2 separate regions of the Mus musculus genome follow, and region 2 is linked to region 1. Evidence: chromatin loops called from intact Hi-C (ENCODE). Cell type or tissue: left cerebral cortex. All regions are shown on one strand. Links, peaks and the distances in the headings refer to the core of each region. The heading gives the core; the rest is flanking DNA. Region 1 holds the start of Klk10 (kallikrein related-peptidase 10). Region 2 has its middle 7.2 kb from the start of Klk4.

What was found. Hi-C counts contacts between places; a loop is a spot of excess contacts. Peaks named below come from ENCODE experiments on the same cell type or tissue, not always from the same donor. Only the 100,000 strongest peaks of a DNase experiment are listed, where the experiment ranks them.
Region 2: it touches region 1 in a loop (2.2-fold over the local background); 3 of 42 quality-filtered maps call a loop at or near these places.

Annotation. Positions count from the first base shown.
Region 1 is chr7:43,777,758-43,786,086 of GRCm38, reverse strand. Klk11 (kallikrein related-peptidase 11) reads right to left here. Exons shown (of 5, transcript NM_019974.2): 4 at 7,621-7,757; 5 at 6,824-7,302. The coding sequence ends at 7,150. It overlaps Klk10 (kallikrein related-peptidase 10), which reads right to left and starts at 5,033. Exons shown (of 6, transcript NM_133712.2): 1 at 4,941-5,033; 2 at 4,462-4,588; 3 at 3,168-3,351; 4 at 2,356-2,630; 5 at 1,638-1,771; 6 at 677-1,217. The coding sequence starts at 4,552. The coding sequence ends at 1,065. In left cerebral cortex, for the core only: CTCF peaks have their summits at 573 and 3,438 (motif pointing right); DNase peaks (open chromatin) are centred at 563 and 3,427.
Region 2 is chr7:43,869,798-43,878,126 of GRCm38, reverse strand. No RefSeq gene overlaps it. Among named protein-coding and RNA genes, the nearest start is that of Klk4, 7.2 kb to the left of the region's middle. In left cerebral cortex, for the core only: a CTCF peak has its summit at 4,712 (motif pointing left); a DNase peak (open chromatin) is centred at 4,705.

The DNA.
Region 1 (8,329 bases), core at 173-8,172:
TCTACATACACACACACACACACACACACACACACACACACACACACGCTTTTAGATATATCCTGCTTTCTCTTTCTTTTAACCCTCACGCTTAAAACCTATGCTAATTTCTTGCAATAAACTCCAACTTGGGCAAATAAGATGACTGAGCTGGTGAAGGCACCGCCAAGCCTGACATCCTGGACTCAATCCCTAGAACGGAAGAACTGAGGGTCTGCCCTCTGACATCTATGCATCATGTGCTCACATTCGTTCACATAAATAAATATATGCTTTTGTAAATTGAGAAGATCTGTAAAGACTGCTCAGTGGGTAAAGGTGTTCACTGTTGGACCAGATGACTTGAGTTCAGACTCTGGGGTAGAAAGAAAGAACTAACTGCTTTTGATCTCCACACATGTTCCATGCTGCGAGCATGTCTGCATGCAGACATGCACATACACAAAATACATGTGATTTTAAAAAAACAAAACCAAAAGCCTCCCACTCTGCTGCACACTGTATCATCATGAGATCCAGTTTTACCAGAACTGAGGTCCTGAAAACATGAAAGGACTCTGAGGGTGCTCTGGGTGGCAGTGTGGAGCCAGACTCTTCTTTGCTGCTGACACATCTGAAGGCTGCCCTCTGTGCACTCATTGGCTCTGATCCCAGACAGAGGCACACACATTGGAGGTCAGATTTGGTAGTGTTTAATCAGTGATAACCAGATGGTGTTCATGTTCCTGTGTCAGTGACCATAAACACACACATACACACACACACATATTCCATCATGGTCTCCATACAACATATGTAAGAGGTAGACAATTCATTGTCCCCATTTTACAGACAAGGAAACCAAGGCTCAGAGAGAGTACCAGGCTTGTCCCAGTCACACAGAGGAGGGAGGTAGAGGTTGAATGACAGGTAACTTTTCTTAGAGACTTGGGGACTGCTAGCTTCCTTGGGGTACTAGAACTTTCTCAGCCACCATTTTCTGCATTTGTGAGCAGAGAACAGGAGTGGACAAGGGATGAAGGAAGAGGGGTGGGTGGGCATGAGAGGAGGAGAGGGGCAGACGGTCATTTGAAACGAATGACTCTTCGGATCCAGGGGGTGTATTTGCAGATCTCTGAGTAGACAGATGGGTGCTGGGCAGCACCACATGGGTAAATGCCCCACGAGAGGACGCCATGCAGGGTGTCATCACACACCAGGGGGCCACCGGAGTCACTCTGCAGATGGGAGGAAGGAGGTACCATGAGGAAAGAGCTGCCTGGAGGGCTATTGTTGGGTTAGGATACGGAAGACCCTGGGATGGGGCTGGAGAGATGTTAGAAGTTGGGGTGGTAAGGAGATACACACAGAGGTGATGGTGGCATGGGGCGTGGGGGTCAAATTGGGAGGTGACAATGGAGATGTGATAGGTTTGCAGCTGGAATTGGCTCATCCAAGGTGAGAAGACTGAGAGGGATCAAGAGATGGGGGTTGGCAGGGTGAAAAGCAGATTAAGGGAGTGGGTTGAGAAACGGGGTAAAGAGTAGGGAGGGCTGTGGATTGGGGAGGAAGGGAGGAAAAGCAGAGACAACTCTTTCAGTGTCTTAGTGCCCCCCACCCAGTCCAGGAGACAGACTTGCTTGCTGATCTGTCCTTACCTGGCAAGAGTCTTGGTTTCCGTCTGCCTCAGCACAAATCATGCTGTTGGTGATCACACCTGGGTAGAAGGTCTCACACTGCTTCTGGCTAAGGAGAGTTACCTTGGAACAGCTCAGGCTCCTATTGTACTTCACTGAGAACAGGGCAGTCACAGGGAGACCAGTTAGCCCTCTCTTCCAGACCCCGGAATCCAGCCCCAAGCCTTCCTACATACCCAGGGAACCTAACCCCACCCCTCCACCCTTAGGCACAGAAATTCAAACCCTCGTGATCCTCCCTCGGCCTCCTCCCTGGGACCCAGGGTGCCAGCCCCAGCCTCTTCTCTCAGATCCAGGGGTCTAGATCTGAGCCTTCTCCTCAAACCGAGATGTCAGACCTCAGCTCTCTTCCCCCAACCTGGGAGTCTAGCCACGACCTTCCTCTCTTATACCCAGAGGTCCGTGTCCCAGCTCTCTGACCTCACATCGAGGTGTCTGGACTCCAGCCCTCTTCCCCAGATCCAGGACTACAAACTCCATCTCTCTAATCTTACAAACTCCATCTCTCTAATCTTAGATCCAAGAATCCAACCCCAACCTCTGCAGTCCCCTGAGCCAGAGTTCATATTCTAGCCTCTTCCCTCGGACGTAGACACCCAGGTTTCAGCCATCCTCCCTCAGATCTAGGGTCTAGCTCTCACTCAGCCCTTTGGACCCAGGAGTCCAGCCCAGTTCTTGCCTCTTCGGCTGGCTGAGGTCCCCCAGCCTGAGACCTGACACTCTTGCCCTGGCTGAGAGCAGCGGAAGGGCAGTTGCACGGGATGCACGTTGGACGTCAGCATTACAGGACTGCTCAGTTTCAGCATCATGAGGTCGTGTTCATCTGAGCGATGTGGCAGGATGGGGCCTGAGCAAGCCTGATACTTGGGGTGGAAAACAGGTGAACTCGTGGACCGCAGTTGCTCCTTCTGGAAAAGCAGCAAGTGGTCATCGCCAACTCGAGCTCTCAGTGGCCTGGGGGAGGAAGAGTAGCCTGATGAAGGCAAAACCTTCATGGAGACAGAGCCTAACCCTAGTCCTTGGGTCAGAGGGTGAGGAAGTGAAGTGGGATCCTGAGATCAGAGGGTCTGGGAGAGTAGCTGGGGCTGGTCCCCTGGGACTGAGGGAAGAGGCTGGAGACTGGACTCCTGGGTCTGAAGGAGGAGGGCTCAGGACTGAAACCCTGGGTCTGAGGGAGGAGAGTAAGAGTTTGAGGGTTGAAGGCTGACTACTACTCTTTAGTATGCCCGTCTCTCCTTTCATCTTCGTGTCACCTGGTCCTTTGTCCCTGCGTTGCAGGCATATGAGGAGACTACAGGTCTTAAATACAACATGCCCTGGCTGGCTTCTATGGACAGGTGCGATGGACTCACAGCGCCCCGCCCTGGCGTTGCAGCTTGGATCCTGCCTCTCTTGTAGAATGGCTGCCACCCTTAACCTAACCAAAGCCGAGAGAGTGCCTGGGCCCCATCCTCCCCACTACTACATTGCTACTTCTGAGTGGTTCCTTACTTATTTCTCCAGCAATGTGCGGCCGTGAGCACCCAGTTCTGGTCCACCAGGACACCCGCACATTGGAACTGGAGGTTATGGAAGAGGGAGACCTGCCAGGGATGATAGTCACGCTCGCACTGGGCGCCGGAGGCCTCGAGGTCCACGCGCGTGGCGTTTCCCGGGAGCAGCAGAGCCTGCGCCGCTGGATAGAGAAGCGGGACAGGGGGATCAGGTTTCGCCCAGCCAAGTCACGGTTCCGGGTTAATACAGCACGTCACAGGATGGGCCTCTAGGGGGCGCAGCTGAGTAGTAAGCCGTGGGAAAATTAGAGAACTCTGCGAACCAGTTACTGAGGCGTGAAAGGGCAAGAGGGGTTAGAATAGAATGGGACTAAGACACCCCAGGGCTGAGACTGGAGTGGGGGTAGGATGGGGGGCGGTGAGGCAATGTGCAGGAAAGGCAGGGATCTAACCTACCGGGCTGAGACCAGATGCGAGCCTAGGCAGAGCACTGTGCAGAGGGAGTGTGATAGGTAAGGGGGCAGACAGGGGGTACAGAAGGGCAGAGACACAGTGAGCAGTAAGAAGGCAGAATTCTGAGTTCGAGCCTGGTCTACAAAGTGAGTTCCAGGACAGCCAGGGCTACACAGAGAAACCCTGTCTCGAAAAAAACAAACAAACAAAAACAAAAAACGAAACAAAAACAAAAAAACAAGAAGGCAGAATACAAAGGGAAGGTAAAGGCAACAGTCAACACGGTGGAGGCAATATGGAGCAGGAGACAGAACGCACAATGGGGCAATGAGAAGCAGAAGACAGGAGACACAGTGGGCCAGTGAGGAGCTAATGTGGCAGCGAGGAGGAGACAGGGACAAGGTGGGACAGCAAGAAATGGGGCCAGAGCGCCGAGAAGTGCTAGACAAATGAGAAGGGGTGTGCAAGAGGGAAAGGTAAGTCTAGTCCAAGGATGGGAAGTTGCTCCAACACACAGGTTAGGGGTACTGTAGCACCTCCTTTAGGAAGAGGGAGGGATGCAACGGGTCTGCAAGAGGTGAGGAGAAGGCAGGAGAGGCTAAGAGGCGAGGTAGGAGAGGCAGAGAGGTGGAGAAGCTGATGGGGCGAAGGGGCTGGGTTCTCCTAACAGTTGGGTGCGGTATCTGGGGTCAGAGCCCACCTGAGGGTGGATCCTGCTTGGGATGTCTATGTGGGTGCCAGGCCCCCAGGAAGGCGAGCTGACTACGGTTGCAGTGGCAACATTCCCTCCACCTCCGGTCCTGGCCCTTCCCTCCTGTCGCCCCCGGCCCCAGGCTCACCCCAGAGTTGCACCATCAGTAGCGGCAGCAGAAGCTTCACCAGGGACCAGGAGCCAGAGGCAGTGGAGAGGTGAAGAAGCGGGACCCTCATAGCTGATACTTGGCTTGCAGAGGCTGGAGTGGAGGCCTAAAACAGATGATCGGTCAAGACCCCCTGCCTCAGCGCATCTGAACCACTTCAATGAGGTTCACTCCAAAGGCCCCCAGAACTCCAGTCCTCGATCCTCCAGAGGGGACCAATTTGTGCACCCAGCCTTTCTTGGCCACCAGCCACACTGAGCTCCAGGTCCATACTCCTTCGTGGGTGGGTTGGGGTCCTGCTCAGAGCCCGTGGGAACCTCTTCCTAACCTCAGAGCTGAGGGACTTCCCCATGCTGCAGGGAAATCAGGGCTATGAAAGAGTTCCTGCCCGTTGCCCGAGGGTCTCCACCCATCCTCTCGCCATCCACCCCAATAGGGTGGGGTGCAACCCGCTTCACCTGGGAGTCGCCAGTAAGAAGAAAGGAGACTCAGAAGTGGCTCTTGCCCTGCAGTGTGGGCTGCAAACAGTCCTCTGACCAGGGACCCCTGGGCAGACCTTCCCTTTTAACCCTCAAGATCCCGGAAGCTTCCTCCCCCCCACCCTTCCCCTTAGGGCTTCACTCCCTCTCTTTCCCTCTCCCTAATTATAACGTGGGTGGGGCTGGCATTCAACCAGGGCCCCAGATTCCTGCTCAGGGAGGGGCCCTGGAATACAGGCTTCTGGCAGTGACAAGAACACCTTCTGGAGCTAGCTTTCTTGGGGGTTCCCCTATGCCCTCTTTCTGAGAAGTGTTCTCAGGTGTGGTGGGAAGATGGGGGGGGGGCTTACGTCGATGAGATGGTGAGTGACAGAGAGGGGAAACGAAGAGGGGGCAAGGTCTGCTCTGGCAGGAGCCAGAATGAGGAAGAAGAGGGAGGTGGGAAGAGTTCAAGTAGGCAGAAGGAAAGAGTGGGAAGGACACAGACAAATTCCCAAGTGTGTAAACCAAGAAACAGTAGGCTCCTTGTGTCTCAGCATGTGCTGAGAGGGTGGGGGTGGGAAGCTGCAGCTTTGCCCTAAGCCTGTGTGTGAGCATCGTGCACCCTCCCTGTGTGTCTTCAGGTGACACGAGCTAGTGAATCACATTAAGGAACAGGCCACATCACCTTGGCTGACACCCTCATTTTGGGTGAGGAATGGGAGGCTCGGAGAGGGCTGTGACTCATAAGAGGTCACACAGCAAGCAAGTCCGCCTAACAACTAGAAACGATTCTCTCTAGTTCTAGGGATCTCTCCTCAAGAGCTGAACAGAACGTCTGTGTTTTCTGAGGCATCTTGTCTGTGTTAACTTCAGAGGTTGCTTGACTCAGTCCTGTCCAGATTTTTGCTACAGTGACTATGTTGTACCAGCCACCAGCTACTTGGAGCTACAGAGCATTCAAAATGTGTTAAAGGTGACAGGAATTTCCTTTCTGTTTTTGTGTCCTTTGGCTTCATTTTGGCTAGCAGAGACCAGGCAACGCTGACCTCAGTGAACTGAATCTGGCAGTTGGAAAATGATGGTAGCCTCTTTTACTACCTCTTACTCTGTGCATGCGGACCGCACTCACTGCGATCACACTTTTGCATGTGCAACTTCTCATGTAGAGAGAGAAGAACTGAGTGAGTTCTTTCTGCCTGGCCAGCAAGATGGCTTGGTGGGTACCGGTGCTTGCCTAACAACCTGCCTGTGATCCTTGGTCCCCCACATGGTGGAAGGAGAGAATGGACTCCTGCAATTTGCTCTCTGACTTCCACCTGTGCACCATGGCGTGTGCCTCTCCCTGCCCACCCCTAAAAAAAGAATGAGTAAATAAATGGAAAACAAAAATAAACTAAAACTAAAAAAAATTTTTTTAAAGTAACATAAAAAGAAAACAAACTGAGCATTAATGTTAATGTGGCATTGCGTTGATAATTAAGAGTCATTGGGCTTTTAAACCCTTCAGGTCTCAGCTGGGTGGTTGTGAGCATGCACCTTCATCTGTCTGTGCCCACTTTCATGGTCTGCAAAAGTGGGTAGAAAAATAGGACCAATCTCCAAGGGGCTTGTGAGCATTCAGTTGCTTAGTAACATTTAAAAGATCTTTGGGGGGCTGGAGAGATGTTCTGTGGTTCATAGGACTTGCTGCTCTTGCTGAGGACCAGGGTTTGGTTCCCAGCACTCACAGTGGCTGGGGATCTGACCCCTCCTCTGAGCTCCTCAGACAGGCAGGTGCATGTCAGACAAACGAATATACAGGCAAACTCTCATACCCATATGACATTTAAACACCCTCTGTATGGTCAGGACTAATATGCAGTTGACACTCAACAGAATCATTTATCATTTAACAAATATTTATTGAAACCCTGGGATATGCCAGGGACTGTCTTCAAAGCTGGGAACAAAACAAAACAAAACAAAAAACAACCAAACAAACAAAACCAGTGGTGATCATGTCCAGAGTCACAATTTAGTTCAAGTCAGGATTTGATTCCAGGCCCCAGGTCGATCATCAAGTTAGAGCATCCCTATACTATACTCATGGTGGGTCGGAGAGAGTACATGCCAGGGTCCCAGCTGAGGACTTCTTAGGGCAGAATGAAGAGAAGTCAAAGCATTAAGAAGAGGTTGGAGGGGTTGGGTGGTGGGAAGCAGGTCCCCTCTAATTGTTCCTCATAACCTCGTGGATCCAGTTAAAGTATTTGCAGACTTTTGTATAGACACCAGGCTTTCTGGTGACGGCACATGGGTCCTGACCCCAGGAGATGATGCCTTGAAGAGATCCGTTGCAGACCAGGGGGCCTCCAGAGTCACCCTGGCATGAGAGGAGACACAACCTGTTAGAGTTGAGTGGGGTGGTTGGGAGGGGGTGAGGACGGTAGTGAGGGTGGTGGGCAGGTGAAGGAAGAGATTGATGGTGAGAGGCTGGGTGGGATGAAGGTGGGATTCTGGGTGAGAATATAAATGGGGTCAGGGCCCAGAGGTTCTTCATGGGTGGCAGAGTTGGAGAGGAGGGTGAACATGGGGAGGCAGGGTTGGATATGGTTGTGATCAGGGCTGACTGGGGATGTCAGTAAAGATGATGGAGGTTGCAATGGGTATGTGGCTGGAGATCCAGCCCCTGCCTGCTGACCTGACAGGAGTCCTTGCCCTCTTTCCGAACACTGGCGCACAGCATGGTGTCTGTGATGTTGCCCGGGTAGGCCTTCTCACACTCCTTGTGTTCGATGATGGAGACATTGGCACATCGCAAGGAATGAGGCAGGCGCACTGTGGGGACAGCAGTGAAGGGTGTGAGCAGTGGTCACCTGGTTTTCCAACCCCACCACAGTAGCCAGCACCTGGGACAATCCTTGCCCTGAACCCATCTCTATGCTTGTAACTGTTGCAACAGCAATGCATTGAGTAAATTCTTCCTACTACTTGTTCTCTGTGCATTACCTCTGACCCCACTGTGGTAGGTAGATATGATTATTCTTTTTAGGAAAAAAAAAAAAAAACCAAGGTTCAGAGAGGTAAAGCCACCTGCTTTAGATCCCACAACTAGAAAGTTATAGATTTGGGAATCACACCTGCCGCACACCTGTCTCACACCTGTCTCACACCTGTCTCACACCTGTCTCACACCTGCCTCACACCTGTCTCACACCTGCCTCACACCTGTCTCAGTCTTGAGGCCCAAAAGTGAGTCCCTCAGAATTTCTCATCTTCCTTTTAGCTCATCCCTCTCCTGACTGCTCCAGATCACCATGCCTCTTGAGTGACTCTGATCTTTCTCTCTGAAGATTCATCTGGTCTCCTTTCCCCATCTCCCACCCGGATCACGGTTCCCTCAGGAGCCC
Region 2 (8,329 bases), core at 315-8,314, 92 kb before region 1:
CTGAGCCATCTTGGACCTCTATTAAACTCTTTCTGAAACAGAGTCACTCTATAGCTCAGGGTGGTCTTGAATTCCAGATAATCCTGCCCCGGCTCTCTAAGTGCTAAGACGGCAGGTTTGAGTCACCACACACACAGTGGCTTTACACAGTCTTCCCGACATGCTTCACGGAAGGGAATTATTTAGATTTTGAAGTATGTTTACTGACCTGTGATTCATTTCTCTTGATGATTTTGTGGAATAGGGGTCTGTAGACTTCGTTTTACAGATAAGGAAACTGAGGCACAGAGAGACAAGTAAACACTGGAAGTCAGTTAAAAGCTGAAGCTGGAGGGATGTAGCTGATGAACAGAACAAGACAATGAGCAGGATGGAGCCTGCATGGTGAGAAGGTGGCCAAAGTCAGAAGTGGAGAAACGTGGGTGCTATGGGAATAATAATAATAATAATAATAATAATAATAATAATAATAAATATAACAAATAATAACTGTAGAATAATACTATTGTAAGTAATAATACTTATTATATGAACACATACTATTAATAATATAAATAATAAATATTATATAATATTATATCATACATGAAATATAATAAAATATGTATAATATTATAACTAATAATATTATAAAGAATAAATGTATAAAATGTAAATAATATTATTCTTAAAAGTAATATAATAAATAATTAATAATATTATTATTAACAAGAACTCAAAAATATAATGGAAGACTAACCTTTCTAGATCACCTCTATTTTGTATGTTTTATTGGAATTGCTTTATAAACATGACTCTGAGAAGCCCAGAATTATGCCCAACTATGGAAACAAGAGACAGACACACAGAGAAATCAAACTGTGGCCGAAGGCTGCACAGCAAGCAGAGTGGCAGTGAACTTGAGACTTCTAGCTTGAGAGCAAAGTGTGTAGTAGTTTGAAGATGCTTGGCCCAGGGAGTGGCACTATTAGGAGGTGTGGCCTTCTTGGAGGAAGTGTGTCATTAGGGGGTGGGCTTTAAGAATTTCCTCCTAGCTGCCTGGAAGACAGCAGTGTTCTCCTGTTTGCCTTCCAAACAAGATGTAGAACTCTCAACTTTTCCAGTGCTATGCCTGCCTGGACGGTGCCATGCTCCCACCAGGATGATAGTGGACAGAACCTCTGACCCTGTAAGCCAGCCCCAATTAAATGTTGTCCTTACAAGAGTTGCCTTGGTCATGGTGTCTCTTCACAGCAGTAAAACCCTAACAAAGACAGTTCATATTGATCACACTCTTACATTGCCTCTCAGGAAACTGTGGTGTTTGACAGATGTCATGTTCCTTCAGGGACACAGGATATGGGGGTGCCAGGGCACACTCAGGCTGGACATCTCTCACCTGCGCTATCATCCTTTAATCTTACACATAGGTGAGGTACAGCCTGGACAGGGGAAACCAGAGGCACTGAGGTTGGGGGGTGGGGTTCCAGGCAGAGCCTACTCCTAGCAAAACTGGAAAAACAGGCCCTTGTGCTGCAGGCAGGTGAGCTAGGCTGCTTACTGAGGAGACTCCTCTATGGTAGAACCCTAGACTCCCTATCTGGATTCCTGCTAGGGGCCCAGGCAATGTCCGGGGGACCTGTTACACTTTCCTGCTAAACCTTCAAAACAGACGAGGTTGGAAGCAGACCAAGCTTCGAGGGCAAACGCAGGTGACGTCCCTGCTTTACTCAATGGCAAGAAGCTGTCTTAGTACCTGTCACCTTCCATAAAGACCGGTGTTTTCTGTCCTAAGTATGGACAAAGCCTGTGGGAAAATCCACAGGGCTTCCAAGGAGAGACTAGGACAAAGTTGGGGCAATCTCCAGGATGGGGAGACTCTGGAGGAGAGACAGGTTGGGAGATCTCAACAGCTTGTGGGGAGGGTCTGGCCTGAAGCAGGCACAAAGAACGCAGCTGGACCCCAACAGTGAGACAGACAGCTGGAGGTGAGGGGGGACTGGGAGCTGAATTGGGCAAGAAAAGAGGCCCCTCTTTTCTTTTTTTTTTTTTTTCTTTTCTTTTTTTTCGGTAAATACCACAACCAGCTTGGGGGACCACTACTGCCGCTGGGATGCGGCTCAGTGACGGAGCACACACATCAAGCAAGTGGACGTGGGTTCTGTCCCTTGTTGCTCCCCAGAACAGTACACTGCTGATGGAGTTTCATCTGAAAGTCATAGTGAAAGCCTGCTGTACTAAAATACAAAGGAAAGAGAGGGCCGGGGTGTGCATCGGAGGTAGAGCCTTTGCCTAGAATCTACCAGTGAGGAGCTGGGGACATGGCTCAGGGGTGGAGTACTTTCCTAGTATGCACATGCCCTGGGATGAGTCCTGACAACCACAGGGGGAAAAATAAAAATTTTTGAACAGAAAGAAAACCTGAGCCGCCCTTGGAGTCATGGGGTCTTCATTTTGATTTCACTGTGGACTTGAGAAACTGGCGTGCTCACTTCTGTTTTCATGACTAAATCTGAACTCTTATCACCCTGGTTAACACCTCCACCGGCCAATAGTAAAAGATGGCTCTTCTCTTATAGTCAAATCTTGGTTTCTATATTACTTTAAAAAAAAAGATTTATTTATTATTTGTATGTGAGTATGCTATAGCTGTCTTCAGACACACCAGAAGAGGGCATCTGATCCCATTTTACAGATGGTTGTGGGAATTGAACTCAGGACTTCTGGAAGAGCAGTCAGTGCTCTTAACCACTGAGCCACCTCTCCAGCCCAGTTTCTATATTCTTTCTGAAAGGGAGAGGGAAGCAACACACACACACACACACACACACACACACACACACACACACACACACACACATGCCTCCCAGCAGGCTCTGTGTTGCTCACGGTTTCCCCTGTAAAACACATCCAGGTCCCCAGGGTCTCGCATTCCCTGCACGCACATCCACACATCCAGCCTGCGCTTTACAATCCCGTTGTTTCTGCTGTTGTTTTAATTGGAACACCAGTCTGGTCTTACTATGTCCCACACCATCCTGAAACAGCTGGATTGGTGGAGCTGAAATGGCCTTTTAAAGATTCACTAAAACACCAGCTGGGTAGCAATAGCCTGGGGTTGCTGGGCAAGCTTCCCCGGAAGGCTGTGAATTTGTCCAATGTATGGGGCTGATTCTCCCAAGCCAGGATTTATGGGCCCAGGAACCAAGATGTAGAAATGGAAATGATTCTCACTATCACTGCTAGAGACTGGCTAGGAAGATTTATTCTTTCTGTTCTCACAACCTTATGCTCTGCAGGCTTAGAGGTTTTGGTTTCAGAAGCAGTGCTTCTTCCTGGGGACACAGCACACAGCTCACGGAGTTGGAAGCTAAGAGTTTCCTCTTTATTTTGAGGTCCTGATGCTCTTGAGCCCATTAAGAAAGGTGTAACAGTATTCGCAGAAGTGATATATCCAGACTGCCAGGGGGAAATTAGGCTGCTTCTCCGTTATGGAAATAAGGAAGAACATGTCTGGAGGGTAGAGGAGATCTTTCGGGACACCTCTTGGTGTCACTATGTTCTGTGACTTAGGTCAGTGAGAAAGTACAACGACCCAATCCAGGCAGGGTGATAAATGACCCAGACCCTTCAGGAATGGAGATACAGGTCACTCCTCCAGGAAAGGAACCAGAACCTGCTGAGGGGTTTGCTGAAGGTCAGGGGCATATGGAATGGGTAAATACAGGAAGGCAGTTATTAATACCAGGTGAGGCCATGTGGCTAGTGACAGAAAGGAGGACAGTAACTGGAAGGTGTTGCCTTATGTGGAAGGAATATGTGTGTGTGTATACAGTATGTAGATAGTTGGGATTTTATTTAATGTAGCATCAATTGAGATAATATTAGAAGTTAAATGTGATAAACCTCTGATGTCATATTTAAATTCTGAGACCTTAGACATTCCTCAAAGTATGTCGCTGTACACGCTCTTTGGATTCTGAGTGGGAAAAAAAGGAAGGACCTGACTGCCCCTAGGTGTGGTGGAGGAGGTTTGCCATAGACAAAAGGGAGAGCATAGCCAGAGGCAGAGATATCTGGGGGAGTTCAGGGACGGGACCCTAAGCCATGTGAGGAGAGGGGGAAAGAAGAGGGAAGAGAGAGGAACCAGGTGCAGCAACCAAGATGGCAAAAAGGTTAAAAGGGGGGGGGTGTGACCAAAATGTCTGGATTATATAGGGAAGTGTCTGGGGAAGAGCAGCCCAGCCCCTGGGTACACCAGTCATACCCTGTAACAGATAGGGACTGAGGGATGCTGTGAGAACCTCAAGGCCAGGTCCGCTTTGATATGTTAAATAGATACCTCAGCCTCTAGTCCTGGGGTTGAGACCTAACAGATCCAAGAGGCTTGAATTCCTAGTTTCAGATGGCACTCATTAAAGCTGTAAGATTGGCATCTGCTCTGCTGGGTTTGATTGTGCTTCGGTGTGGTTGCTATTTGTTGTGGCTTTGATTCTTCTCTTTTGGAATAAGGACTCTTACTTGGCATAATAGTACTTGAACGTATACGACTTGTGTTGCTGCTCTGGACACCAGCGTGAAGCTGGGAGAGTGAAGCCTAAAAATGGGGCGGACTAGTCTCACACAATGGCCAACTTTATTCAGAGCATCAGACAATTCCTGCTTTGAGCCCTCGGTGGAGCCACACGGGAATTCTCTGGCTCTCTGCTTCCACTGTGCTACACTGCCACCTTGTGGCGCCAGACGGACACACAGCGATGGTGGTGATAAACGGGAGATTCCCTGGGCCAGTTTCTCCAGGACCCAGCACCTTGCTCCAACTGGGAACCTAGATGGGTTATTTTCACTCCAGCTTGAATCTTCTCATTGTGTCCAGGTCCTGACCTTGAGTCTCTCAGAGAAAAAGTGAAGGGCTCAGTGTGAGATGGGACAGGAGCTGAGGGGCTTGTGGCTCAGTCTTGGCTTTGCTCAGTGAGCCAATGATGGCATCTGGGTGTTGAGTGAGTTTCCCATGGGTATATCTAGCAATGTTTTGTACTCACGAGAGTTCAACAGCAGGCAGCTGCAGTCCCTGCTAACATTACCGGGGGAGTCACATGGAGTTTTGCTAAGACAGACTTACTGACTGAAGCAAGACACATAGAGAGGCGAGACCCATAGAAGACAAGTGATGTTTGCAGGGAGTACAAATAAACTCAACAGAGAGAGACCGGGGTGGGTTAGGGTGGGAGGTGGGGTGGGTGGAGGTGGAGGGGGGAACTCTCATAGTTAGCTTCTTGGTCTCCCATCTTCATGGTTCTTCACTTTGTTGAGAGAGGTGTGCAAAAAACTTATCCTGGTTCCTTCTGCTGACTTGTGACAATTCAGCGAGGGCCTGGCTGTTTCTGCTCTATTATGCCGACACTACTGAACTGGACGGCTGGTATATTTGTAAAGAGTTTGCGAGTGGATTGAGCTGCCACTGCTGACTCCTGTCAACTGAACTGCTGATTTCCTGACAACCCAGATGGAATTTACTCCAAAGAACAATTTCCAAACAGGTCCACTTTCCGTGTATCCTAATAACCTTTCTTTTCCACTAACTCTGGTGGGTGGTGGACAAAAAGGGAGTTTAAAGCATTAAAAAAAATTATTAAAAATAGGGTTAAACTTGCAGGGCCTTCTTCTACTTTCATGTTTTATATATTATATATATGATGCATTTATACATTGATATTTATAATTATATATATTATACATTGATTTATAATAATGAATTAGTATATGTCCGTTTTATATATCCATTCTAGATTCCTAGATTCTATGTGTGATAGATAACATGGGATAGTTCTCTGTTCAAATTTGACTCTAGCCTGTTCTGCATCACATTCAATTCTATACATTTCACCACAAATAACATAGTTTTGTACTTTAGGGCTGAGTAAAACCACCGTGTACACACACACACACACACATATATAGTTACGTCATAGGCTAGTCTCTTTAAGCCTAGCTTGGCAACCTGCAGTATTTGGCCTTCCTCTCTGCTTGCGTGAACAGACCCCTGCTAGGCAGAGTACACTTACTGCCAGGTCTCAGCTAAAGTAAACCCAAACCCCAGATAAAAGAGATACAGCCAACACCCACCCCATTCATCTCTCCACCCAATCCCCATTTTCTCTCCCCAACCTGAGCCCAGACTGCCTAGCAGACAGCGAGGACGACATCAGAGGACAGACAGGATTTCTCCCTGTCCCTGTAGTCTCTGGTTGAGTTATCCCCCAGTGCCCTTGGGGGATGTACCCAGAGGCTAGCTCATATATCACAGAGTACCCAGCCTAACATCATAAGGTAACATTATAACAGTCTATCCCAACACTAGCATCATAGAACTCAAGCCTTTCCTTGGTTGCTCAGGAGACGCCATAGTGAGTGCACTTCATGCTGGCTCAGTTTCCTGTAGTGGGAGCCATGAATTCCCTCCCTGCCACACCCGAGAAATGCAGAAGAAAAGACCCCATTCTTCCATCTGAACAGACCTCAGTGCCTGTCTATGAAATCTGCTGCTCTCTTACCACATCTGTGCCTTCTACTTAACACACGTGCCACATTTTCTTAGGCTAACCATCTATGGACAGACACACTGACTGACTGCACAACCAGAGTATTGGATAGAACAGCAGACACAGGTGTGCAGGAAGCTCTGTGCGCACTGACTTAGAATCCTTAGCATGTCACCCAGACATGTAGCTGGGTCATGCTGGTGGCTCTGCTTGAGTCTATGTCCTATCCAAGGGTGGAGACGATGAATAAAATTCATCAAGAGCCCACTGGGACAGTGTTCAGGACCTTCCCCAGGTTAACTGGCATATTTTCCTGTCCATCAGAGAAAACCACCGTGATTGCAATCTTGACAACCAACAGGGGAAACTGAGGCTCAGGGAGAGTAGGGTCATCATCAAAGTCACTTAGATTCTGCTAGGGTTCTCGTGGTGGAGGACCTTCATGGGTCAGGGCCAATGTACGATGCAGAGACCACCCCACACAACAGATCCCACACAAGAGATTTATTGGGAAGGAAGTGAAAGACTGTCTTGGCATGGGGACATGAGAAGGAGACAGAGAGTTAGAGACAGACAGAGTGCGGTGGCAGGGCGACCTTTTAAAGAGTGTCGCATTTGGCAACTGGTGCTGATGTGGCTGGTGGCATGGAGTTCCCGAAGGCAGGCTGGAGATAACGTTCCTCCCTTTTTGTTTATTATAAAAGGCAAGGAGATAGGAAGGGGTTCCGGGTGAGGCAGGAATGGGGGTGCTGAGCTCTTTAGACTGCCTGCTTCCTGCTGCCTGGGGGCATTAACATCTTTGGGGACCCAAGAAAACTGGGATCCTGGCTGAGTCCTGGTAGAGCAAGCTGTAGACATGAAACTTTTGCAATCTTCTTTTAATAAAGGTTCAACCTCTCCTCTAGCCCACCACGCACCAGAGTTGGTGGAAGAGAAACGTTATTAGGATGTGGGGGAATTGGACCTGTTCAGCAACCGTACTTTGGGGGTGAGCTCAATCTCCTTGGGCAACAGTTCAGTCCTGTAGCGAACACCAAATACAACTCAGCAGCTGCAGATCAGTCTTCAGGTTAGGCAGACCCTGCACACAAACTGGCAGCTCCAGCCTCTGCAGGCAGACACCAGGTACTCACGCCAGCTGCCCCGAGGCAAGGCCACTGAAGTGTGGCAAGCTGCAAGCAAGGCACGCTGCTGCAGGAACCTCCCGAGCAGTTCTTGGGCAAATTTCTCTCAATGGTGGAATTACCACAAGCTGAGTTCCACAAGGCTATAGACGGTGAATCGATACATGTGTGTTGTTAGCGAGGTGGAGCAAACCCAACCAAGGCTCAGTGCTCTTCCCACTGTCTGTGGGGGTCATATATATACACGTCTTCATCACGCACCCTCTCATGTGTCTGCTCTAGCAAAACACACTTTCATCCATGTCTCCTTTAGCGAGACATCCTTTCACCTGTGTGCCCCCCCAGCAAAACATCATTTGACACAACTGACTTTCCAAAGAACTAGAAGTTTCCACTCCAGCAGGCTGTGCCACTGCTGCCCAAGCACAGTAGGACCACCTGGGCTAGGGGTGTTCAGGCAGCAGCTGGAGCAGTTTCTGAGGCTCAATCACCTGGGGCTACCGGGGATGCATGAGGGAACACACGAAGCTGGCAGGTTGCTGGGACAGATATATATTAGGGGCAGAAAATAAAGGAGTTTAGGAGGAAATTTTTTCTTAGGTGTTCATTGGAAACTTTTACATGGTCGTATTAGTAGGGAGAGAGGAGTCACAAACCAGGGAAAGGGAAGGGATCCCGCCCTCA